7 separate regions of the Homo sapiens genome follow, and regions 1, 2, 3, 4, 5 and 6 are each linked to region 7. Evidence: chromatin contacts called from ENCODE Hi-C or POLR2A ChIA-PET data. All regions are on one chromosome and are shown on one strand. Each heading gives the region's core, a stretch centred on a gene start or an enhancer-like site at or near the end of the contact. The rest is flanking DNA. Distances are from core to core; before and after follow the strand shown.

What was found. A loop is a pair of places that touch in the nucleus more often than their neighbours do. ChIA-PET counts read pairs that join two places held with the same protein, here RNA polymerase II (POLR2A). Pooled maps may share reads with other maps.
Region 1: a loop to region 7 is called in a map of A673, with 2.2 times the contacts of the local background. The contact joins the promoter of LINC02742 here to the promoter of BDNF in region 7. A Hi-C loop is called at or near these places in 1 of 168 maps with a recorded cell type or tissue (A673) and 2 of 37 single-sample maps with no recorded cell type. POLR2A ChIA-PET finds 5 or more read pairs at or near these places in 2 of 52 experiments (Caco-2 and HCT116).
Region 2: a map of endothelial cell of umbilical vein shows a loop between it and region 7 (6-fold over the local background). The contact joins the enhancer-like site here to the promoter of BDNF in region 7. A Hi-C loop is called at or near these places in 1 of 168 maps with a recorded cell type or tissue (endothelial cell of umbilical vein) and 2 of 50 pooled maps. POLR2A ChIA-PET finds 5 or more read pairs at or near these places in 3 of 52 experiments (AG04450, OCI-LY7 and SK-N-SH).
Region 3: a map of endothelial cell of umbilical vein shows a loop between it and region 7 (12-fold over the local background). The contact joins the enhancer-like site here to the promoter of BDNF in region 7. A Hi-C loop is called at or near these places in 5 of 168 maps with a recorded cell type or tissue (Calu3, IMR-90, PC-9 and 2 more) and 3 of 50 pooled maps. POLR2A ChIA-PET finds 5 or more read pairs at or near these places in 7 of 52 experiments (A549, A673, AG04450 and 4 more).
Region 4: a loop to region 7 is called in a map of endothelial cell of umbilical vein, with 15 times the contacts of the local background. The contact joins the enhancer-like site here to the promoter of BDNF in region 7. A Hi-C loop is called at or near these places in 8 of 168 maps with a recorded cell type or tissue (A673, Caco-2, GM12878 and 5 more) and 5 of 50 pooled maps. POLR2A ChIA-PET finds 5 or more read pairs at or near these places in 1 of 52 experiments (endothelial cell of umbilical vein).
Region 5: a map of endothelial cell of umbilical vein shows a loop between it and region 7 (18-fold over the local background). The contact joins the enhancer-like site here to the promoter of BDNF in region 7. A Hi-C loop is called at or near these places in 23 of 168 maps with a recorded cell type or tissue (A673, Caco-2, Calu3 and 19 more), 37 of 37 single-sample maps with no recorded cell type and 31 of 50 pooled maps. POLR2A ChIA-PET finds 5 or more read pairs at or near these places in 6 of 52 experiments (A549, AG04450, IMR-90 and 3 more).
Region 6: a map of A673 shows a loop between it and region 7 (7-fold over the local background). The contact joins the enhancer-like site here to the promoter of BDNF in region 7. A Hi-C loop is called at or near these places in 2 of 168 maps with a recorded cell type or tissue (A673 and IMR-90) and 1 of 50 pooled maps. POLR2A ChIA-PET finds 5 or more read pairs at or near these places in 2 of 52 experiments (AG04450 and BJ).

Annotation. Positions count from the first base shown.
Region 1 is chr11:28,900,051-28,903,742 of GRCh38, forward strand. It overlaps LINC02742 (long intergenic non-protein coding RNA 2742), which reads left to right and starts at 2,187. Exons shown (of 4, transcript NR_183752.1): 1 at 2,187-2,319. The region is part of intron 3 of LOC105376604 (a long non-coding RNA gene); the gene reads right to left.
Region 2 is chr11:29,117,859-29,121,199 of GRCh38, forward strand. No RefSeq gene overlaps it. Among named protein-coding and RNA genes, the nearest start is that of LINC02742, 220 kb to the left of the region's middle. Within about 2 kb of position 1,378, at least 5 of the 41 ENCODE cell types and tissues checked have a DNase peak (open chromatin) inside an H3K27ac peak, as active enhancers do; they include endothelial cell of umbilical vein, where a contact is called at or near this core.
Region 3 is chr11:28,834,579-28,837,967 of GRCh38, forward strand. No RefSeq gene overlaps it. Among named protein-coding and RNA genes, the nearest start is that of LINC02742, 66 kb to the right of the region's middle. Within about 2 kb of position 1,838, at least 5 of the 41 ENCODE cell types and tissues checked have a DNase peak (open chromatin) inside an H3K27ac peak, as active enhancers do; they include A673 and endothelial cell of umbilical vein, where a contact is called at or near this core.
Region 4 is chr11:29,018,473-29,021,871 of GRCh38, forward strand. All of the region lies in intron 1 of LINC02742 (long intergenic non-protein coding RNA 2742), which reads left to right. Among named protein-coding and RNA genes, the nearest start is that of LINC02742, 120 kb to the left of the region's middle. Within about 2 kb of position 1,964, at least 3 of the 41 ENCODE cell types and tissues checked have a DNase peak (open chromatin) inside an H3K27ac peak, as active enhancers do; they include PC-3 and endothelial cell of umbilical vein, where a contact is called at or near this core.
Region 5 is chr11:29,157,987-29,161,338 of GRCh38, forward strand. No RefSeq gene overlaps it. Among named protein-coding and RNA genes, the nearest start is that of LINC02742, 260 kb to the left of the region's middle. Within about 2 kb of position 1,750, at least 2 of the 41 ENCODE cell types and tissues checked have a DNase peak (open chromatin) inside an H3K27ac peak, as active enhancers do; they include IMR-90 and endothelial cell of umbilical vein, where a contact is called at or near this core.
Region 6 is chr11:29,183,363-29,187,127 of GRCh38, forward strand. No RefSeq gene overlaps it. Among named protein-coding and RNA genes, the nearest start is that of LINC02742, 280 kb to the left of the region's middle. Within about 2 kb of position 2,374, at least 3 of the 41 ENCODE cell types and tissues checked have a DNase peak (open chromatin) inside an H3K27ac peak, as active enhancers do; they include A673 and IMR-90, where a contact is called at or near this core.
Region 7 is chr11:27,698,891-27,702,491 of GRCh38, forward strand. BDNF (brain derived neurotrophic factor) reads right to left here and starts at 1,565. Exons shown (of 2, transcript NM_001709.5): 1 at 1,274-1,565.

The DNA of each region.
Region 1 (3,692 bases), core at 937-3,436, 1.2 Mb after region 7:
AGGCAAAACTGTTTCAACTGCCACTAAAAACATAACCTTAAACAAAATAAAGTACTATTCAGAATATACTTAAAATAGAATTATTTTGTTCTAAAATGTTAGTAATTTTATGGCAGTGACTCAAAGCAAAATTAGGCAAAGAGCTCATTGGTGGGTCTCTTTGCTTGGATGAACCTGAGGCAGCATATGCATCACCCATGAACATGGGGAACATTGAGACTGAGTTGTAGCTTTGCCTGTATAATGTACAGAATATGTTTATTCTTTTACTGATCTTGAGCAACTGAGAAACACTTAATGACTACACTTAGCATATTAAATGGGGTGAGCTTTTTCTTCCTTATCTTTTAAAGTTAGAGAAAAAAAATATGGCTTACCTTTCAATCATGGAATATGAGTCCATACGCGTGAAAGGGAAGCAAGGACACAGAGTTTCCTGTGGCTCTTTCAACTATAACCTACCTTAAAAATAAATATAATTATTTGTCTGGAAAAGTAAAACTAATTTGTACACATTTTACTGTGTGTCAGTGATCCATTGCAGAGAATGGAAAATCCCTTCTAATGGCTCATGAAACTTGTCACAGGTAGGTGGTATTTGATGACTCACAAAAGAGGAACTGTGGTGCAGATTAATTATTTTTTTGGCTATAAAATGATACTGGTTTATATTATGCTAATAATGGGAAAGTTAATAAATAATTCAAGTCATTAAAACTAAAATTTCTGATGCTGTTAATCCAAGAATATTTTGAAAGCACGAACATTTATGGTAATCTACCATAATTATTAATATTCACGTCCTTAATATAATCTACCATTAATTGCTAATATTCTTCAGAAAATCTATTCTTTATCAAGCAGTAAATAATTGGTTTCATTGTTTCACTCAATAAGGGAATAATCTCAACATTGACACTTAATACTAGAGTTTCCATCCTACACATAAGTATCATACCATAAAATAGTTTTAAAATATGCCATTAACCAGGCCTAGTGTGGGCGAGGGTGTTGGAAAATGGGTATCTTCATATATTGCTTGTGGGAGTAAACCAGTACAACATTCCCAGAAAGAAACACATATCAAAAGATGACATACTCTTTGAACCAAAATATAATTCTAGAAATCTTACCCAAGGAATTAATCAGACAAATAAGCATATTCATTGCAATATTATTTTTAATAGAATAAATAAAATAATTAAAATTTCTTACAAGATGATTTTAAATATGTTAATACTAATCTGTACCACAAATTTTCGTAATTTAAGTTTCACAAATTTATGTTGTTGATATAGAAAAAGTTCATATTATGCTGCTAAGAGGGAAAATGAGGTTACAGAAAACTATGTGGTATATATAACTCTACTTTTGTAGAAATAAGTATATTTATTTATAGTCAGACATATATGATATGTAAATATACAGTCATAGAGAAATTAGCCAGTTATAATCGCATTCGATATATTAGAGGCAAATGAATAGAAAAGAAAAAAACTATTATGATGTTAAAATAGTCATCCCTCTTATAAGGAATTATTTAAAAAATTATCTTCCTTTTGCTGTTCTCTGTCTTTATCTTTTTTCTAAAATAAATTCAAATGCTCGTTTGTATAGTGACAATTAAAATTAATAAAATATTGGCTAGTCATTGGTTTCTTTCTCTACTCTCCCTCTGGGATGGCTCTGTCTTCTTGATAGATTGTGAGGGCAGAAAGAGCAATCAAAGCAGCAGACTGCCCAGATCCCACCTGCCCTTTTCTACCAAGCATAAGGCACCATCAGGCCTATGAAGATTTCTAACTATCTGTTCTTCCCCATTCATACATGCATAAAATCAATTTTTGACTAAGGGGAGTAGGAAGACAATTGGACCTCTTATTAGCAGCTCCCTAATTTCTCTCTGATTTTCCTCCTTCATCGACTGGTTGAGTTGTCTCTCCTTCTTGGTTTGAAAGCTGTTCTTTCGCTTTGATACATCTTTATCCATTCAAAGTATAGGCATTCAAGGTTTGAACCTGGGGCATTAGCAAGCCAGATTCTTCACCTGTAAGTTTAGGATGTCGTGAGAAATTTCTGCTTCTTCCCACTTTCTCACCCTTTTGGGTAATGTTAGAAGAGACTGACCAGGCCCAAGGTTTTGATGGCTCCACCCACAAAGTATTTGAGAGAATCTCGCAAGTGATTGGGCAAAGCATCGTAAGGAGATTTTTCCCCCATTTTGGACGTTATAACCGTCCAGTCTACAGAATATCACAGGCTCTACTTTTGTGTCAATTTAAAATGAGGATACAGAAAATGAAGGCAAAGGGAAACTGTGTAAGTCAGTGGTTAATAACATGAGCTGTTGTGTTAGACTTACCTGGGTTTGAATTCTAACTCTTTCATTTACCAGTGAGGGATGTTGAGGCAACTCATTTAAGCTCCCTGAACCTCAGTTTTCCATGTGTAATATTGGTATATCTATTCTATTATTAATAGGAAGATAAAATCGATGGTATATATAAATAAATTAGAGTAAAATTTGATATATAGCAAGAGCACATGTGCTAGCTTATGATGGCAATGATCATCTATGTTTATTTCATTATGGTTATCAGATGGAGTCCCTCTGAGGAAAGAGGGAAGGCAGAGAAGTTGGGTTAGAAAATGCAACAGCAGCTACTACTGTTATTCATATATTTGTGTAATTATAGTAGCTGTTTCATATTTCCATGTGTAGTATTTATCTACAGTTTATAAATCTGGTTATACTACATTTATAAGTTCAGTTTCTAGTTCAAGGGTGAAACAAAACAAAATAAAATAAGAAAGACACCCAACACAGGTTTCTATATAAAGGGTTAGGCTGCTTGTTACAAACTGGGGCAACTGCATCTGAATTCAGTTTCCTTCTAGTTTTTGTTGGTATCTTTTTAATAGATCTTTCTTTCCACTTTCTCTACTTTTATCTCCTAAGATGAGAGTTTATGGCTAAGAGCCCCATATTTTATTTAATTTAGGTGATAAATAGGAATCCAACATTAGCCTATATTTTCTTATCTTGGTCCAAAGGTTTCATTCCTAAAGTTGGGCTTATCTTTTCCTTACACGTTCATTTCTTAGCTCTTTTTTTTGTATTTGGTATCATTCTTTTTTCATTTTCCCTATGCTAGAATCTTCTCTCTTTTTGAGAGATCTTGACATTAGTAGCTGTGTGATTTAGGCCAGGATGCTGCAGGGTACACAGTCTGTTGTTTTTATTCATTGTTAGGGGTTCCTAAAATATCTCTGAAAATTCCCCAAAGAAAATATAATCTATATATGTGAGAGATAAATTTCTGTAACATAATTGAGTATAGTCTTCTGTATCATTAAGAATTGAAACTATTTGGGCCTTTTATATAGTAAAAAATATATATATTTCAAGAATTTTGTATGCATTTACTGAATTTTAAAATACATTTTATTGCAAATATTTATACCTCTGTGTTTTGTTTCATGTTGGTGAAAAATAGGCAAAGATAAACACAGATTTAATATGATTAATTTTTCCCAGAGGACTTGGCTCTAGCAGTTACAAAATATAAGACAGTTTAATTTATACGGTTTTTATATGTTTCACTGACCATTCCAATCTTTTGTTTTCCTGCAAAATGAAGCCATTTAACGGATACTCACTGTAGTAGTTTCCTGCCTTAACAAGTCATCAC
Region 2 (3,341 bases), core at 128-2,627, 1.4 Mb after region 7:
AAAAGAGATGAGTGTGTGAAGCCACTATATTTGGGACTTCATCTGTCACAGAATCCAGTGTTGTTCACCTTAAATAATGCTGTACTTAAAGTCAACTCTGAGGAAAAGTTGTTTCCAAGTTGGATCTCAATCAGGATTATGACCAAACCAATCCTGCTGCAGAAGCACAAAATATTGCTTACAGAGTGATGGGAAAATAATGGCTACACAAACTGCATGGGTCAGAAAAATGGCATAGCACAGGAGCCTCATTTGTAGAGCTGTGCTTTACAAGGCCTGCTGTTGGGAAGCACAGACTCCCTGAACTCAAGACTTGCTAGATTGATAGCTTTCTCTAATATATGAACTCTCCTTTTGTTGAGCACATGGTCAGACTATATTTCTCAGGATCTCATGAGTGAATTGTGGCCATATGATTGTGTTCTGGACAGTGGAATGAGAACAAAAGCAATATATTCAACTTCTAGGCTTGACCCTTGGGAATCCCCATACCCAATCATGGTTTCCTCATCTGTCAAAGAGATAAATCTGAGGACCTAGGGGAGGGTAGAGACATAGCATGCTAGGAGCAGGAGTTTTGGTCTCTGAGTTTCTGCATGGAGTAAACCCCAACACACACACACACACACACACCAACAACCTGCCTTGGAATATGACATGAGCAAGAAATAGGATTGTGGCTGGACTCAGTGGCTCACACCTGTAATCCCAGCACTTTGGGAGGCTGAGGTGGGAGAATTGCTTGAGTCCAGCAGGTCGAGGCTGCAGTGACCCATGATCATGCCACTGCACTCCAGCCTGAGTGAGTGAGAGCCTGTCAAAAAGAAGGAAGGAAGGAAAGAAGGAAGGAAGGATGGAAGGAGGAAGGAAGGAAGGAAGGAAGGAAGGAAGGAAGGGAAGGAAGGGAGGGAAGGAGGGAAGGAGGGACGAAGGGAAGAAGAGAGGGAGGAAAAGAGATGAGTGTGTGAAGCCACTATATTTGGGACTTCATCTGTCACAGAATCCAGTGTTGTTCACCTTGAATAATGCTGTACTTAAAGTCAACTCTGAGTAATCACAGTTACCAAGTACAGTACTCCCCCTTTATCAGCAGTTTTACTGTCTTGGTTTTAGTTACCCATGGTCAACCATGGTCCAAAAATAAGTACAATAAGATATTTGGGTTGAGAGAGAGAGAGAGGTATTGATTTTCACATAACTTTTATTATAGTATGTTGTTATAATTGTTCTTTTTATTAGCTATTGTTGTTAAACTCTCATTGTGCCTAATTTATAAATTAAACTTTATCATAGGTATGTATGCATTTAAAAATATGGTATATATAGGCTTATTACTATCTGCAGTTTCAGGCATCCAGGGGGGTCTTGCAACATATCCCCTGTGGATACGGGATGACTGTTATATAGATGACTCAAAGCAGAGAAACACTGCAGTTATAAAAACTTTTTATATAATAGCCTGTTTAATCTCCAAAGCACCTATTTTATGGATAAGGAAACCAAGACACAGGGAGGCTGAGAAACTTGTTTCAAGTGACACAGTTACAAGAAGCAGAGCTGAGATTCAAACCCTGGTCACCTGACTCTAAAGTCTTCATTTATACTTGACTACTATGCAATAAAATATGCTATTATACTTTTGTAATCTACAGATTATCCTGAGTTAAAGATTGCTTCCACCACTGTTTTTAAGAGCCTGTTTCCTAGGGTGAGGTGGGTACAGTATTCAGTATTTATAGGTCTGATTTCATTGAATACCTCGTAGCAGTGCTATTATCTCCACAGAAGAAACACTAAAGTTTGACAGTTTAATGGTCAAGATACCAGAGCTGTTTTGAGCTGTTATTCTTACCCAAATCTTCAGATTCCAGATCCTGTGCTCTCACAAGTATGCTCTGCTGTCTCAAACCTGTCAAAACACCCCTTCTAGAACACTGTTTTCCTCCTGGCTGGATTCCTCCTGTCTAGAGGATTGCTTTGTTAGTGAAATGACATAATATATGGGAATGTGTTCTGTAAACCAGGAAACACTGAACAAACATAAGGCATGATTATTACCAGTAGTACTTAAGACAGAGAACAAACCATGACAACCCAATTGCATGTACTTCCTTATTATTCAGAAAGGGAGCTCAGAGGAAAAGTCTTGCCTGGGGAATTCAGTACAATCTGAGTGTATACTCTGCAGTTCATTCAGAAAACTGATTCCACAGTTCTCTTCCTAAGTTCTGCTTCCCAAGTAATTGGGTAATATCCACGTACATGCAGTGCAGTAGGATCACCTCTGCCTCACGCATCCGTGCCTCATTTCCTCACTTAATGCCTTCTCAGTTCCGTTATTTATTTTCTTTAATATTACTGCAGTACAGCAGAATGAGTCACACTCCCTGCCATTCCCAGTAGCACCCTCGAAGGCCCACAAAACAATCCGGTGATTTATGAGGACTTTTTCTACCCAAATGATACACAATCACAGAAGCTGGCTTTTCACTGCCTCGGTCTCCAGATCAGGGACAGGTTTCGGATATCAGCTCAGAGAAGGGGTTTGGATCCTTTGGCGGAGCCCGTGCAGTGGGGTCGTTCTAAGGCAGGGTGAATTGGATGACTGGATGGGGCAGAAATGGTGTAAATGAGGGTTTGGAAGACAAGCAAATGCAGTTTCCAGGAAGAGGAGTCATAAACACAGGAACTCAGGCTGTATACTAATGCTAAGAATGAGAAGGCTGTATATCTAAACCAGTGATTCTCAACCAAGGAACCCTAAGGGGCACTTGGCAAAGTCTGTAAACATTTTTATTTGTCACTAATGGTAACAAGTAAAGTGGGTGCTGGTTGGGTACTACTTACACCTAATAGATAGAGGCCAGGGATGCTTTTTAAATTTATTTAGTTATCTCTATATATTTATAAGAATTATATATATTTATGGTATACAACATGATGTTTTGATGTATGTATACATTTTGGAATGGCTAAGTCGAGCTAAGGAACATATCTACTACCTCACACACTTATTATTTTTGTGTAGCGAGAACATTTAAAATCCACTCTTTTGGCAATTTTGAAGTATATAATGCATTGTTATTAACCATAGTCACCATGTTGTACAATAGATCTTCTGAACCGATCCTCCTTTCTAACTAGAATTTCGTATCCTTTTACCAACATCTCCCCAACCCCCAACCTCCACTCCTGACCCCCAGCCCCTGGTAACCATCATTCTACTCTCTGCTTCTACGAGTTTCAACTCTAGATTGCAGAAATGTGAGATAAGGCAATACTTGTTTTGCTGTCCTTGGCTTATTTCACTTAGCATAATGTCCTACATTTTCATCCATGTT
Region 3 (3,389 bases), core at 588-3,087, 1.1 Mb after region 7:
ATTTCTGAAATCACAATTATTTTGTGTTTCCTCAGTGGTTTTTCATGGAAAATATTCTGGATAGTAAAAGAATACCATTTTTAGATTTTCTCACTTCATGTGATAATTCTTTTTAGGAGCACAGGAAGTGAATTGCTTGTGGCACATCTGGATGGAGATTCCCAGTAGCTATGAAGCCTACAACTATTGCATTAGTGAGTGAGAGCTTCACTGAAAATATAGACTTGAGAGAGGCTTCATAGGTAAGAGTTAGGCAACTGAGAAGAATGAGAAGAAAATGAAACACTCCTTAGCAAAAATTGAGGTAAAAGGGAGTGTGCTGGAAGAAGAAAAGTTGAGAAATTCATTGAAAAAAGACTACAAGGAAATTCGATTCCAGCTGACAAAAGGCTGTCTCTGTTTGCAGAATTTGCATGTATTTTCTTTTTAATTTGCCAGTTTTAAACTGAAAGAACAAGAGCTGAAAGTCAATTGATAGGTCATGAGTCACCAAGTATTTGACTGTTAGTATTATGTTAACAATCTGAGTGTATCAGCCAGCAAGCTTTTCAGGACCAGCAGATGTTGCTGGCATTAAGAACATGAGGGTTTCCAGCTTCATCCACGTTGGGGGAGGGGGGGAATAGCATTAGGAGATATACCTAATGTAAATGATGAGTTAATAGGTGCAGCATACGCACATGGCACATGTATACATATGCAACAAACCTGCACGTTGTGCACATGTACCCTAGAATTTAAAGTATATATAAAAAAAAACCATGAGGGGAGATGAGCACAAGATGAAAGGCCCATAGAAATGCTTTTAAAAAAATGAACAACAGGAATTGCTAATAATTTAAGGGACAAGAAAAAGGAATGGAAGGCTTGGGGACTGATGGCAGTGCAAAGACTTAATTTCCCATTGCATTAGCTTAGCAAAAAGAATCTGGGTGGTCCATCACCACACTCTTCCCTCTTGGGAGCAAACTACAGCCAAAGACATCTGGAATGGTTGTTTGAAAAATATATATATATGGGGAGAAATCTTGACATATTATCCTAAGAAGCAAATTAGGGTAATATGTGTAATGTCTTAAATCTTTTTGCAATGTTATGAAATTGATGTATTAACTAATATGGTTTCCAAGTAATAGAAAGATGGAAATGTTTAAGATTGTGGCTAAAAAAACACATTAACAGCAATACATTATTCTAAATACTGAGGCTCAGTAAATTCTGAAAGCACATCTACAACTATAGAATAATAAAGAAATAATAAAACAAGAGATAGGCCCAAATGCTAAATGTAGAAATCCCGAAGCAACATTATCCTCTAATTGTCCTAAATCATGTGGTTTATGAGCAAAGAGCCAGCACCTACATTCTAATTGCTGGCCATGAGTCAGCGATCACTGACTTTCTTCCTCTAACAGGGCCTTGACCTTGGTCTGGATTAGTGGGAAATTAACACACTCGTCTTGAAATTTTAAATACTTGAGCCTGAATCTACCAAATCAGGACATTCAGATTTTTAAAAACCTTCAAGAGTTATGTTTTGAGAGTTCTTAGAAGATGTCTCAAACATGATCAAGAAAATATCTCCATCATCAATTTGACTAGTTACCTGGTGATACTAATTTTCCACTTGTCTCCTGCCTAGACTCCCACTCCCACTAAATGTAAAAATGTCACTACATTTTTCAGACACTGCCAGGAACCTCCATAGCTTCTACAGAGTTCTGCAGTCTGATGCTGCAGGGCATTGCCAGCTCTTGCCAGTCTCATGCTGTGATGGGACACAGGAAGTGATCACTGGGCTGTGTAATTTTCTTTTGTGAAAGAAGGAGGGATTGGCTTTCATTCTCTTGTGTTATATCCTGTTAGAGGGTTCTAAAGCAGCATTCCGTTGGTACCAAAGTCCATTTATTCATGGAGCAAACATTTAAAGAATGTGTACTCAGTCCAGGCATAGTGCTTGGTGCTGGATATAAAATAGTTAGCAAAAGCACCCACGTTAAGTAGAAGAGCCAGACTTTACTCAAATAAGTCCAATAATGACGCACACAAGACCACAATCACAGGAAGAATTCTAAAGGAAGAGACTGCTATGAGATTTGAAGGATTAGTAAGCACTAGCTAAGTAATGTAGGGATGCACAGAGTGGGAACAAGGGGTCCATTATCACAGCAAAAGAAATCACCCAAAGATTCTGTGCCAGTTGGAGTGTGAAACTTCTCAGGATCTGAAAAAATCCAGAGTAGGTAAATTACAGAGAATAAGGGAGAGAATGCTGCAACCTGATGCCTATAAGAGCTAGAATAGCCTCGTTAAGGTCTGATGTCTTACTCAAGAGTAAAGTATTATAAGCTGGGTGGTGAGAGGAGTAAGTGTCCTTATCAAAGTAGTGAACTGCTGTAGAGTTGATTAAAGACAGGTAAGATTTATCTGAAGAGAGAGAAAACTTTGGTGTTTTATATAGAGTCCCCTCCCATCCCCTTCACTCATATTCTCATTAACACTGATTTAGAATCTTAGAATCTAGTCTGAGGAAGTGGCTGTACTTGGAGATCAATCTAAGAAACAGCTTATTGCAGTCAGATTTGTTCTTCTCCTCTGATTCTGGCTTTCAAACTGGGTCCACCTTTTTGTTCATGGCTCTGTAAGATGCACTTTATTAAAATTAACTTTAGATAGGACTCTTCCAGCAATTTACCAAAGATGTCCAGCCCTTTTTGTACCCCAACCCGTTACATTTCAGCTGGGATCCCCACTCTATCAGGACACAGAAAGTGCATCTTCTTCAGTGCTCAAAACCTCAGTGTCCTTAAAATATCCTGTATTGATGTATCAGCCCCTCAATTCAGAGAAGATAGTTCCTCTGATCATATGACTTCATCATTTCATCCCATAAATTGGGATTTATGATCCAAATAATAGTCACTCTTTCATTGAGTCTGTAACATCTAGATTAATGTACATGTTTTGTGGTTTCCATTATCATATCTGGTTAACAACACCAACTATAAAATTTAAAGGCAGAATAACATAGTGATTTCACTTCATGTTAGACAGATATGGGCACAAATTCTAGGTTAGGTGCTTACAACTCTGAAATCTTAGGCAAGTTTCTTCAATCGCTGATACTAAGTCTCTTTATTTGAAAAATAGTGGTAGGCCAGGCACGGTGGCTCATGCCTGTAATCTGAGCACTTTGGGAAGCCAAGGCGGGTAGATCACGAGGTCAAGAGATCAGACCATGCTGGCCAACATGGTGAAACCCCATCTCTGCTAACAATACAAAAATTAGCCGGGCATGGTGGTGGGCGCCTGTAATCCCAGCCACTCGGAAGGCTGAGGCAGGAAAATTGCTTGAACCCATGAGGCGGAGGTTGCAGTGATCCAAGATT
Region 4 (3,399 bases), core at 714-3,213, 1.3 Mb after region 7:
TTATGTGCATTCATGTGTCTGTTTTATTTTTGTAAATGTAAAGGAAAAGTTCTAGAGAAATAAACAAGAAAACAATCACAGTGACAGTTCTAGAGAAGAAATTAAGAGGAAAGACTTCACAAGGACTTTCAATTTTTACCTATTGTTTAAATTTTTTTTACATAAAGTCTCTATCCTGCTTTACATAAATAACTAAAAGGGAGAAAAACAACAATAAAGAACCTCAACACAGATGTGATTCATGTTTTTTTATTGTAATATTCATGTTTTACAGTGCCATTCTTTGGCAGTATACTGAAGGGGTCAGCATTTGCACAAATACTTAGTCATTCAGTAATACAAGAGATACGGAGGTGATAAATGAAATACTCAGTTGTTGCCACAACAAGGCAGTCTTAGTGAATCACGTAGGAAATGCCAGAAAGACAGCTGAGTGTAGACAAAACACTAGGAGAGAATACAGACATAATCACCATTTCCATGGCCCTTACTGTGTATGTTTTTCAATTCTTCTAATTATTCTTCTCTCTGAGGGACACATTAAAAAATGAAAGTAGTTTCTTACCACAAAGAAAGTACTTTAAAAAGCTATGTTAGATTGCTAAATATGGATTTTAATGAGTATCTAAAAAATTCTCATGGCCAAAGCATATTTATCTGAGCATTCAGTATATGTGTTTTAATTATATTAAGTGAGATTTCTGAACATCTGACATCTGTTTACTAGTCAACTCTTAATTATTTGAGCATAACAATGTTAAATGAAATGTTTTAAGGAAGCTGTTGGAACTCTGCAGTTCTAAGTGCGGTCCTAACAAATTCATAGGAAAGCCTTAGAATCCATCCCTGCACTCAGACACAATGGAGTCCACTTGCTCTTTGTTCTTCCCTTATTTCCTTGTTTTCTTGAATTTGTCTGCTTTTTCTTACCACCTCTCCTTCAGTAATGGTGCATTATTCACCAGGCCCTGTGTAAGACAATGTTGGCATCTTATAATCAGAGGAGTGGGTCTGAAGTTTTTTATTCAGAGACCGTGTACATAGAGATATTTAAAAATCATTTATTTCTCTAATAAAACAGTCTATCGTAATTGCTGTTTCTGCTATCATATTACTAAGAATACAGGGCCAGCAGGCAGAAAGCTTCACTTTGAAACCCAGCTTCCCTACCTGTGACACTTACTGGCTCTGTGGCTTATATTTTCTTTCTAAATGTCAGCTCTATGTCTAGTAATATTCTGGCCCTGTATCCACAACAACAGCAAAGCATAATGTTCTCAGTGTGTTTATCCAGATTCCAGAAGGCTCAAACTTTGTTTTTCTTTAATAATAATGACGATGATGGCTAATATTCATTGATATCTTACTCTGAGCCAAGCACTGCACTAAGCCCTTTATATGGATTATCCTATTTAATGCATACAATTCCATAAGGAACATATTATTCCATTTCCACAAATAAGAAATCTACAGATTAGAGAAGTTAAGTAACTTGTTCAAGGTCACATAGCTAGCAAGTGATAGAATCCAAAGCCAAGCTCTTAACAATTACAATATTCTGCTTCAATTATTTCCTGAGTGGTTTCCTTCCCCCACCTCACAGGTTGCCTGCCCAGCCTGTTGCTAAACTATGTCTGGCAGAGGATATCTCTTTCACCCCTGAGATGGAAAACCAGTATCTTTGCAGCCTTTTTTTACAACTACGAGCTTATGTGGTGGTTAACTTTAAGTGTAAATTTGAGTGAGTCATGGGATGCCCAGATATCTGATTAAACATTATTTGTGGATGTGTCTATGAGGGTGTTTCTAAAAGAGATTAACATCTGAATTGGGGGACTTAGTAAAGTTGATTGCCCTCCCTAATGTGGAGAGACATCATTCAATCTGTGGAAGGCCTGAATAGAACAAAAAGGAGGAGCAAGTTTGGATTCATACTCCCTCTACCTGATTACTTAAGCTAAAACATCAATATTTTCTGCCCCTCAGGATCCTGGTTCTCAGGCCTTCAGACTTGGATTAAAATGTATACCATCAGCCCCCTGGCTGCTGGGCCATTGAATTGCGCCCTCAGATTTTCTGTCTTTAGCTTGCAGATGGAACATCATGGGATTTATCAGCCTCCATAATCATGTGAATCATACCTTATAATAAGTCATGTCTATTTATCTATCTAGTTATCTATTCTATTGGTTTCGTTTCTCTGGAGAAGCCTAACTAATACAGCCTGCTTCCCACTTCCTTTTGAAAAAACACTAACCACCATCAGGATGCTTTAAAGGAGTAAAACAAAAGCATGCATTCAACAAATGAGCTTCTACTAAGTGTCACACACTATTCCAAGGAATGCAGATATAGAAATAAGAAAAACAAGGTATCTGGCTTACTGGCACTGATAATGCCAGAGTGAGAGGACAGGAAATAAACATGTAAATGATTAAGATAATTTTTGAAGTGATATATGCTTTGAGGAAAGTAAAACAGAATGATAAAAGTAAGTGACTTAGGGAAGGCTACTCTACTTTGCAAAAGACAAAGTAATACACCTGTAGGGTCTTTGTTGAATGGAATATGCTATGTCCACAAAATGGATTACTAATTAGTGGCAAAAAGTAACAGGAGGATCTCCAAATGATAAGAAATGGTTGCCAGAATGGTTTGTTACTTGGTATATATTTGCTTATGATTTTAAGAAAAAAAAACAGTGGTTATATAAAACAGAAAACTAATGAAAAGGGTTATTGATAGGAAAGGAGGAAAAAGATCTGATTGGAAGGGAATGGAAGGAAGATTTCTGTCGAAATCATTGGTATATAATTTCTACTATGGAAGACAGATTTTTTCATAATTTAAATACATTTATTTATTCTAAAAATAGTCCTGAAGATTAAAAAGTTCACTAAGATCTTTTTAAAACAATTAAATATTAAGTAAATACCATCCATACTAGCTCCTTACTAATTTTCAAACATGCCAATGTTATTGGTGCCTCAGGGCTTTTGCATTTAACATGGTCTACATGGAGTAGTCTTCCCCTATTTCCCATAGCTTGCTGTCTTACTCTGTGAGGTTTTTGATGGTATTCCCTGAGTAACCTGTCTAGAGTAGCAGCAGCTTCGTTTTTCTTTATGATGTTTATCACCATCTGCCAAGCCATAAGATACAGAAGTTAGACTGGAACACCAAGGAAGAAACTGATAATGTTTAATGGTATGTTTTCTTCTCTTCTTTCTAGGCTTAAAGCTAGCTTAAAGCTAGATTATATTTTCCAGCCTTCTTTGCAGTTAGGTGTGTGTAGCCAACCATGTGGGTAGATTACATTCTTGCCAATTGAATATAAGTAGAAGTGATGGCCATCCAGTTGCAGATTTGACCCATACAGTTACTATACCCAGTTCCCTC
Region 5 (3,352 bases), core at 500-2,999, 1.5 Mb after region 7:
ATGTAATAAAATTTCATAGAACTAAATACACACTTGAATGTATATAAGTCTAATAAAGTCTGAATAAGATCAGTGGATTGTAAAAATACCAATTTTCTGGTTGTGATATCATCTTGCTGTTGTTCAAGATGTTAGCGTTGGGAGAAATTAGATGAAGAGTATATGAGGTCACTCTATATTATTTCTTACAATAGTATGTGAAACTACATTTTCATACAAAAAACAGTTTAATTGAAAAAAATTTCCCAAACTGGATTTTTTGATCCTGCCATAGATTATTCCAAAGATAACAAAAGTTTTTCTATTTCTGAGCATGATTAAAGAGAAGATAAAGAGTGCCTCTATTTCCTCTGAAGACAGAATAAACTATTTTCTTTTTGGTAAGAAGACATGCAAAATACCACTGAAACAAGTCCCACACAGTTTAATCATCTCAGAGCAACCAGTGAAATCTTTCTAAAATGTATTTAGAGCATATTTGTCTTATGCTGAATAATCCCCACTGTTTTCCCATTGTACTTGAAATAAAATTCAATTTATTTGCTATGGCATATAAGGTCCTACATAATGTGACTCCCTTATATACTTTGATCTCATCTCAACTTCTTTTACTAATTTTATTAGTTATCTATTGCTGTGCAACAAGCTACTTTAAAATATTGCAACTTAAAAGAATGCACATTTTTTTATCTGCAATTTCTGCAAAGTAGAAATCTGGGCATAGCTTAGCTGGGTCTTCTGCTTTGAGGTCTCTCACAAGGCTGTAAACATGTCAGGCAATACAAAAGTGTTACCTGAAGACTCAGATGGAGAAAAATCCACTTCCGAGCTCACCGACGTGGTCGTTAAGAGGATTCAGTTTCATAAGCGCTGTTGCACTGAGAGCTTCCATTCCTTGCTGGCTGTTGGCAAGAAGCTACCCTCAGTTTCTTGCCACATAGGCCTCTCCAACACGCCCCTTGTTTCATCAAGGCTAATGAGACAAGGGAGAGAGAGAGAATCCACAAGCAAGACAAAGTCAGCATCTTTTGTGACTTAAGTAGAAAAGGGACATCCTCTCAATGTTGCTGTATTTTATTGGTTACAAGATAGTTACTCTAGGGGAAAGCATGACACTAGGTCCTGAGTAACAACAGGTGGGGTCACTGAGGGCTATATAAGAGCCACCCTATCACACTAGTCTTCTTGCTGTTTACTGTATATCTGATCCAAGATTGTTAGAAAGCTGACTCCTTGTCATTTGGTAGGTCAGAGTTAATTGTGGAGAAGACCCAAAGTCTATAGAAGTGGAGTTGGAAATGGAGGTATATTGGGCTGATTGGCAGCTGGTAAGCTACCTGGGTGTGTAGGTGTGTCCGCAGATTGGTAAATTGAGTTAGGCTGGCCTGAAGTGAAGATTGCCAAATTCAACACAAGTGTGATAGTGAAAAATTAGAAAAGGAAATATTCATTAAATATCTTTTATGACTCAGCCACCATGTTTGTTGTTTTGCACACAAAATGTTTTACAAAATTATCTCGATGATATCATCCTAATCTTTTAAATAATGAAATCCAAGGCAGAGAGATTAAGTATCTCCAAAGATTACACAGTTGAAAAATAATTCAAACTCCTAGTCTTTCTAACTTTAATAACTGTTCATTTGCCACTGTCCCACAGTGGCTTCTGAGATGTCAGGGACTTCTCAGAGGAGCTGGTGGCCCAGGCTCGTGCTTTAGCTGGGCTCTCCTATTGAGCTTTCTCCAGGCTCCAGCGATGCTCCTTTGCATTCTGCTGCTCCCTTATGGCCATGACTGTAATTACAGCTAAGTTTACAGCCCTGGAAGAGGTTTCCAAGGGAGGGAGGCAGGAATCTGAAAGAACATTGGAGCATCAACCAAGAAAATAAAGAATTTGCAAATGAGGAAAAAAAGAGAGAAGAAAAAAGAGAAAAGAGGAGGAGGATGGGAGTTAGGACACAGAAGAGAAGGAGAAGAAGGAGAATGGTATGGTTTGGCTTTGTGTCTCCACCCATATCTCGCCTGCAATTGTTGTCTTCATAAATCCCCACGTGTCAAGGGTGGGACCAGGTGGAGGTAATTGAATCATGGGGGTGGTTTTCCCCATGGTATTTTTGTGATAGTGAGTGAGTTCTCAGGTGATCTGATGGTTTTATAAGTGTCTGGCATTTCCCTCTTGCACTCTCACTCTGTTCTGCCACCCAGTGAGGAAGATGCCTGCTTCTCCTCTGCCTTCTGCCAAGATGGCAAGTTTCCTGAGGCCTCCCCAGCAAGATGGATCTGTGAGTCAATTACACCTATTTCCTTTATAAATTCCCAATCTCGGGTATTTCTTCATACCAGTGTGAGAACAAACTAATGCAGAGGGAGAGCAAAAGCAGAAGAGGAGGGAGGGAGTTAAAAAAAAGAAAAGATTGTGGTTGGACTGCTCCAGGAATCAGACAAGTTTATTAGAAAAAAACTTTCTTCTCCGGCCTTATAGAATACATGAAAGCTTGATAGAAAAGCCGAGTATCTGCTAAATAGTGAGAGGACGGCCATGCCTCTTATAATAAAAGTATACTCAATAAAGCTTAATTATAAAATAATACCTGTAAATATAAAAAGTAAAATGAATTTTCATTTTATTTCAGATGCATTATTACATTTTATTAAAAGAAACCTGTGAAATAGGATTCTCATTATCCCTATTTACAGAAGGAGAAATTGAGGTTTGGGGAAATTTAGACTTGCCTTTTGGGTCACTCAGCTAAAACGTAGTGGACCCCAATAGTACTTCATATCTTTTCATGCCAAACTCTGTCTTTTGCTTTTATATCATATGTCTCTGTTGTACCTATCTTTCAGTTTTAAAGATTCTCTTAACCTACTGGTTCTCCCTCCAGGAGGTCTTCCGGGTTTCCTAGATCCTTTTTGGCTTCAGTTTGTAGTTGCATTATCTTAGTCTTTAAATTACAGGAATTGCTCAGGTACGGTACATTTTCACATCCAGACCACTAGTTCCATGCTTTTCCCACTCACAGATGATGCATACTTAGAACATTTGAGGTCATATTGCACAGACCTTTTAAAGAGAAGTATCAGTGAGTTTTTAAAAATCTATGTCTTTATCTCCTGCAGGTGGTTGTGGGGGGAGGGCACGTAATTGAGAGTTAATTGATTGCGTGTTTTCCCCACTAGAGTTTCATTACCATCCTACACTTCTATTATATGGGTCTTGAGGATCAAGACTTCCAAGGCCATCGATGATTCAACAAATTAATACAGACCAGAGCTAGTAATCACAGCTTGGAGATGAGGGAATGAGAGCACACTGATAGAAGTAAAGGGCAGTTTGGAAGGGAGGACCAGG
Region 6 (3,765 bases), core at 1,124-3,623, 1.5 Mb after region 7:
TGTAGTAAACTTGGTAGAATATATTGCTTTCCTGAATTAGAAAAGTATGGGAATTTATTCATTGTTTACTCAATGTGCAAAATGTCTATTACATTACAGACACTGAGCTGGTTCCTTGAGATAAAACGGTCAACAAAAACCACACACATACTCAGCCCTCTCTGAGATCACAATCTGCTGGTGAAGACAGTATTCACATAAGCAAATACATAATTTTATCTATGGTAAATTCTATGATAAAAAGATATTATGAAAGTGTGTACTAATAGGGACTGTGTTAGACATAGTTACTCACCTAAAATCTATCTTCCCTCTCTTAATAACAGAATCTCTGTTTTTGTTTAGGGCACCTATGTGTTAGCATTTAAATAACAGGATTTCCTAGCTTTCTTAGCAGTTAGGGCTGGTCATGTGACACAATTCTGGCCACAAATATATAAGTGGAAGGATGTTGGATATTTCTAGGAAGATTTTGCCTTCCCGATTATAATCTCTCCTTGCTGCATCCTTTCCTTTTCCTGTCTAGCACATGTGATAACAGTAGAATTGATGGCAACATAAATATATGTGTTGCTATAGCACAATTTCAATTAATTTTAAAATTTAATACATGATGATAATTTTGATTGTTATTTTTATAAGACCTGTGTTTGTTATTATCCCTCTTCTGCCTCCCCTGCCTAATAGCTCAACAGAAATGTAGCCCAAAATTCCCTCATTCATGGCATGGTTCACCCCATTAAATTTTAGTCTCTTACCTGCCACCCAAATATCAAACCTAGAGTACTTGGGTACATCATGTCTAGATCAGGGTAAAGTTACTGTTTTGGAGTTGTTTTTCTTGGTTATTGTTATTTTTTGTGTATAACAATGCTAATCAATTGGCACTACCTTTTCCCGAACACCATGTACACCCAGCTTCAGCAGGAGAGAGCTTTTTTTTAAATAAGTAATGTCTGCCATGTACACAGAAAAATTGCAATGAATATATTTTATTAACATGATGGAAGCCTTCCCTTTGAAAATAAGGAAGGTAAGAAGACGTTAGAAGATGTTACAGATGTTGCTTGGTATACTCAAGGACACAGAAACAAGATTTTGGAGCATGCATTAGCCTAACTTACATAGCTGCTGGTCTCTGTAGATGGACCTAAGGACAGTGAAGCCTCTCCCAGGGACAAATCCCTAAGGTGCTTTGTGGCCAGCACATGTGGCCCAGGTAGTATAGCCCTGTGGTACCTGTGCCACATGTGCCACCCTATTGCTTTGTAGCACAGGGCTATGCTATCCGTGCCACCCTATTGCTCTGTCCTAGCCCTTCATCTATATCTGCTTCCACAGAGGTGAGCTCTCATGTCCTTTGAGTTCATTTGCCACCTCACAGAGGTGAGGAAGTGGAGCATGAGTGAAAGCAGCCTTCTTTGCCAAGCAGTCAGGTTGCAAAGTGAAAGGAGAACAAGCCATGAGGTTAATTTTGTCTGGTCTTAAGTACAAATTATTTTAGTTTTGGGGGAAGTAAAATGAAGCAATTCAGAAAGAAGAAAGAATTCCGGAAAGAAATTCTATTCTTACCAACCCAGCAGGGATGTACATTTCAATTGCTGAGAGGAAACAATATTAGATGTAATACTAGAGGCTCATTGGAAGCGGAAACAGGAGCCCTAATTTGAAGCGGGAGCCATTCATAAAATGACTCACAAACTTGCTCACAAGAATTAAACCAAGTTTATGAAGAGTAATTCTTGTTTGCATTTTTTTTTCATTTCCAGCAAGTAATGAATAGCAATGTGGCCCATACTCAAGGTTACATCATTCTTTTTCTGATTTTCAAACATGATTATTGTTAGAGCAGGGGACTGACAGACACATATGTTGAGTAGCCAAGGACTGACTGAAAACAGAAGGGGAAATATTAGAAAACCCTGACTCCCAGTCACACACTGGATTAATAAGAGAGCAGTTAATGGTGTTTCATACTTTAGGTAAATCTGAGGGCCAGATTCCTCCCAGGAAGGACATTAGGCAGCAGTTGAGCCAGTGACAAGCCTTTCATAAGCCAGCATGGCTGCCTCAAGGGATCAGCATGATGAAAGCAGGAGATTAACAGAAATCATGTTTTTCACTGTGGGGCTTTTACACATTTCCTGCCGGACAGCTCTAGAGTCAGACGGCACCCTTTACCAGATTAATTGATCAGATTAGTACCAACGCCATGCTTTGTTTTGTGTCCTTCTCCACATTCATGTATCTCACCTCTATCTGGGACAGAAACAGCTTTGCAGGCAGTGGATGCCAGCAGAGCTTCCGCAACTCAAAACCAAAAGAGTAATATCTTCTGACTCATTTCTCAAGACTCCTGACTCTTACCCACTTTGTATCACATTATGGGGTAAGCAAGCTGCTTTGGATCACAGAGTTGCTATGCATTCCAAACTTCCTCCCCAAGAGGGAAAACACAATGTAGTGTGAAGTCATGGGTCTGAATGAATTTCGATTCTCCACACAGATTGCTGTTGTCTTGCCTTACTACCAAGGGGAATGAGCCTATGTCACTTGTTTCTTAAAGCTTCCCTATTGCAGTTGGGACTTTACTTTCAGAGAGAGAATTGTACATTTAGTTCCCTGGGAAATCTAATTCCAGTGTCAAGCCTTTCTCAGCTGAAAGATGGGTCAGATGTTAAGTCTATCCCTCAGAGTGGGGGGACTTAACCTCTCTTATTGGTTTCAAGTTCTTGTTCCTCCTCTGTCATTCTCCATCTTCCTCTCCAAAGACATATTTTCCAAGGGTCTTAGGGGGAAAAGTGGGTACATCATCATTTTGTAGGGCAATAAAGTTGGGAAAATCATTTTAAAAACCAGTTAACATTTATATACCACAGTTCCTGTGTGCCTTTCTAAGCAATTTATTTATAATAACTCATTCAATCATTATACAAACAATGCGGAGATCAATATTATTTCTATCTTCATTTTATAGGTAAGGAAACTGAGGCATAGAGAAGATAAGAAATTTGCCTAAATTCACAAAGTATTAAATATATTGTATAGCTAGTGTTCTAATTGAGGTAGTATGACTCCAGGGCATAATTAAGTAGCTTTTACACAAAGACCTACTTGCTATGTTAGCATGTTTCTTGATGTATTAAATTAGTGCTATTAAACAGTTTTGTGATAATGAATATCCTTAGCTAATGGAAGGTGCCAGATAGCAAACTAATAGGAACTGCATGAAGGGATGCATCATAGAGAGAGACATATAAAGACTCTTCTCTGAATCACTTAAGAACTGTCTATAGCTGTTCCACATTTAAGTAGAAAAGAAAGATGCATCTATTTTTGTATAGTTTCAAAAATATAAACAAGGTGGGTATTGACTATTATGGAATCAATAGGCTAAGTATGCAAAGAATACTAACAGAAAACAAGAGCAAAATAGAAAGCAGGTAGATGATGTTCTAAGAAGAACCTAGGACTTAAGAAAACTTCTTAAGCTCATTTTCAGTGTTCTTTTACTTTTAGCTCTTCTAAAAACCTAATACGCAGGCAATGGCTATCAGGCTGACTAGAATATGAACTTGTGCATTCATGTATGTATTTTTTTCCTTTACTCAGAACATGCCTACTACATGTGCCATTTCAGAAAACTTTTTTCAATCATTCTAGGACTTACTTTCTTCATTTTCAAATGGAGATACTAAAAGTAAATATCTGATAAGCTTTTTGTGAAATTTAATTGAGATGTAGCATGTAAGTCATAAGCACAGC
Region 7 (3,601 bases), core at 315-2,814:
CACCGCCAATCGAGGCTTATCAAAGCTCCCCCAGCGCGAGGAAAACTTGCATAGAAGCCAAACAAGAACGAGGAGTCAAAATCCACCGACGACGAGTCGCACGCCCCACCGAGCTGGAGTCAGCAGCACCATTCAACAAGTCCCTCCTACCAGCTCTCTAAGGGATCCCGCAAAACCTTCCTTTACCACTTCCCCACCCCCAGCCTCCCGCCCCCAGTAGCTGCTCTTGGCAGCATGGCCGGCAGAGGGCACCCTCTACCTTCCCTAGCTTCGTTCTCTGGGTCCCCTCCTCCTCCTCGCCTCCCCTCCACCCCGGTCCCTCATCCCCGCTCTACCCCCAACACACAAACACTGCATCCTCCAGTTCACCCTCGCAGCCCCGAGGCTTCTTCCTTAGGGATGCCCCTAGTCTGTAATCTCCCCTTCTTCTTGCCCGTCAGGCACAGAGCCCCCAATCCTCAGCTATTTCTTTCCAGGAGTAACTCACTCACCCATTCCTCTTCCCGGCTCTGCATCCCCAGAGACTAACCCGAGTCAAGAATCCCCCACGTACATCCCAACCACTCCCCGAAAGTCAAAACTCTTAACTTCCCTGGAGGGCGCTTCAGAAGAGGGGCGCAGGATGGGTAGAGATGTGGGTTCGGCCTGCCCGAGAGTGTCGCAGACCCTTTCAGTTCCCAGCGGTAGGAATTCCGCCTCCCAAGTTTTCCAAGCTACATTGGCTTCGGACTTGTAAGTCCACTTCAGTCTCAATTCCTGGGGAGCAGGTAGCCGTGTGCAGCTCCGGGGAAGGGATGCGGGCTGAAGGCGCAAGCTTCCCTCCCACTCCCCCCGCAAGTCGGCGCGGGGACCACCCACCCCCTGGAAGGATTCCTAGCCTAGCCCCAGCACCCTCCCCTCAGTCAGGACCCTCGACAGCTCTGGCCCCCTAAGTCTCTCTCGACTACTCCTGGGCTGGGGGAGGGCTGCGAGGGATCCCCGGGTCGCCGTCTTTGCTCCCATCACGCAGCTCTGGGTCTCCTCCAGGCCTTCCCTCCTCTACTTCGTGACTTCCCCGGGTCCCTTTTTCCCTGGTGGTGCCGGCTGACCTTCTGGGTTGTGGGATGGGGGAGAAAACTCCCCAAGAGTAACTCCAAATCGTCCCTTCTACCGGAGGGGAGGAAAGAAGGAGACTGGCCTCGTCCCACAACTTTGGGGTGGGGGATCCCCCAGTCAACTCTCTCCCGCGGACGGGCAGCTCCTGCACCAAGCCCCATTCCCAGCGCTTGCCTACCTCGGGGTCCACACAAACCTCACGGGTCCCCGGCGGCGGAGTCACATCGTGGTTCCGATTCTGGCTCCAGCGCCCAGCCCCGGTCCCCGTCGCGGTGCTGCTCCCCGCCGGCCCCACAGCAGCGGTGGGTGTCTCATTAAAGCCCCCCGAGCAGGAGGTGGAGGGGCGCACCGGGCTGGCTCCTCTGTCCGGCCCGGGAGCCCGAGGCGCTACGGGGTGCGCGGGACAGCGAGCGGGCGGGTGCGCCCGGGCGCGGCGGCGGCAGCGTCGGGGACCCGGAGCTCCAGGCTGCGCCTTGCGCCCGGGTCAGACATTATTTAGCTCTTCGGTTGAGCTTCGATTGGTCAAACGGCGCCGCCCCCCCCCCCCCGCCCCCCGCCCCCCGCTCCCCGCTCGCCCGCGCTACCGATACCCGTTCGAGGCGGCCGCTTAAAGGGAACGCCGCGTCTTTTCCTCGCGCGGGGAACCGAGGGGCGCCCGGAACTCCCCGCTCCCCCGGGGCCTGTCCTCACCTCCTCCCCTAGGGCCCCGCGACATCGCCCTGCGAGTCCTGCGCCCTCCTGGGGCGCCTTGGACAGGACGCCCGCGGCTTCGAGGGGTGTTCCAGCCCCAGCCTCAGCCCCGGGGAACCCCGCGTCCCGCGCCCTCTGCAGAAACCCCGGCTGTGGGCGCTGGGGCGGGAGGGAGCGAGTGAGAATCGCACGCCCCGAGGTCTCGCTCCCCTAGCTTTCAACTCTCCCCTTCCTCCCCATCCCAGCACCCAAGTTCTCTGGGAGAGGGCGTGCGTTTCCCGGGCCACAGACACACCTTCCCGCACCTTCCTGCACTACGGAGCTTGCGAACGCGAGCACACAATGAAATCGCACAGAGCATGGGGGCTATTGGTTTACTCTGCTGCCTTAAACACGCCGGCTTAAACAGAGTTCGCGCACTGACCTCTCTAGAGTTTGCCTAATAGGAATTCAATCAAGATAATAACAGCATTTTTTATTGATGAACGCCCCCAGATAACGTTACACCAAGTTACTTGTTCCAGCCAGGAAGCCCAGGCAATGACAGACCTCGCTAAAGCCACACGCTTTCTAGCCGACCAAACAGAAAAACGGAAAGAGAAAGAAAGAAAACAAACCCACCTTTTCAGTCACTACTTGTCAAAGTAACCATCAAGGCAGCTGCTCCGGGAAAGACTTCGGCCCCAAAACTCCCACACTCTATTATTTTTTCACGTTCCCTTCGCTTAATTAAAGGGGGGAGGGGGCGCGAGTCTTTGGTGCCCGGTATGTACTCCTTCTGTTCTGCAGCAAAGAAGTTAAATTATTGATAGTGGAAATTGCATGGCGGAGGTAATACTCGCACCCCATCAGCGAGAAGCTCCATTTGATCTCGGCAGAGGCAGGGAGATTTCATGCTAGTTCGCCGGGGGGAGCGGCAGCGAGAGCAGCCCTCTCCGCGGTGAATGGGAAAGTGGGTGGGAGTCCACGAGAGGGCTCCACGGTGCCTTGACGTGCGCTGTCATATGATACCTCCGCTGCCTCGAAATAGACACTCTAGTGCACGAATTACCAGAATCAAAATTCAGCGCATTTAAAATGATACATCTTTTATTAGAAGAGTTCCGTTCCAGGGCATTGCATGCTTTTGCAGATGTTTTCACTTCCAGCCCCAGCAAACACACGTATAAGCTAACCCTTTTAATAACGAACCAGGGCAGCCAAGATAAATAAAAAGTCTTCTGCTTTAACCAGAGTGGGGGTAGGTGATTCGAGGGTGGGGGCAGAACTGGCTCAGTTAATCCTCCCCCGCCCTCCACCCCCACCACTGCCCGCAGCAAAAGAGCAAATAGCCTTTCGGGTTCTCATTTGCCTGTAGCCAAGACCCTTGAAGAGAACTTATATGGCTAGGGTCCAGAGGACATTTTCAATTATCCATTTGATGAACTCTGTCAACCGTCTACCTGTGTTTCTGCTTTAAAGCTGAATTTTCTTCTCATTAGTTCAACCAATTTGTGCAGACCTTAAAATTTAGAATAAAGAATAAGACAGCAGTACCGTACTTAACTTGGAGTCCCTGGACCTCCTCGGAGCATAAAAATCACCTGGGTGAGTGTTAAAATGAAGGTCCCTCCTCCTGAAATTGTGATTTAGTAGGGGTGGGGCAGGGCCCAGGAGTTATAATTTTAATAAATACCACAAGCAATTCGAATGCAGACAATCTGAAGTCACACTTTGAGAAACACTCTCTTGGGGGTACAACACTGGGTATCAGAGGAATCTCCCACCAAGCCCACACCCAAATTCTGCAGGCAGCTTTCTGTGTGTGTGCGTTTTT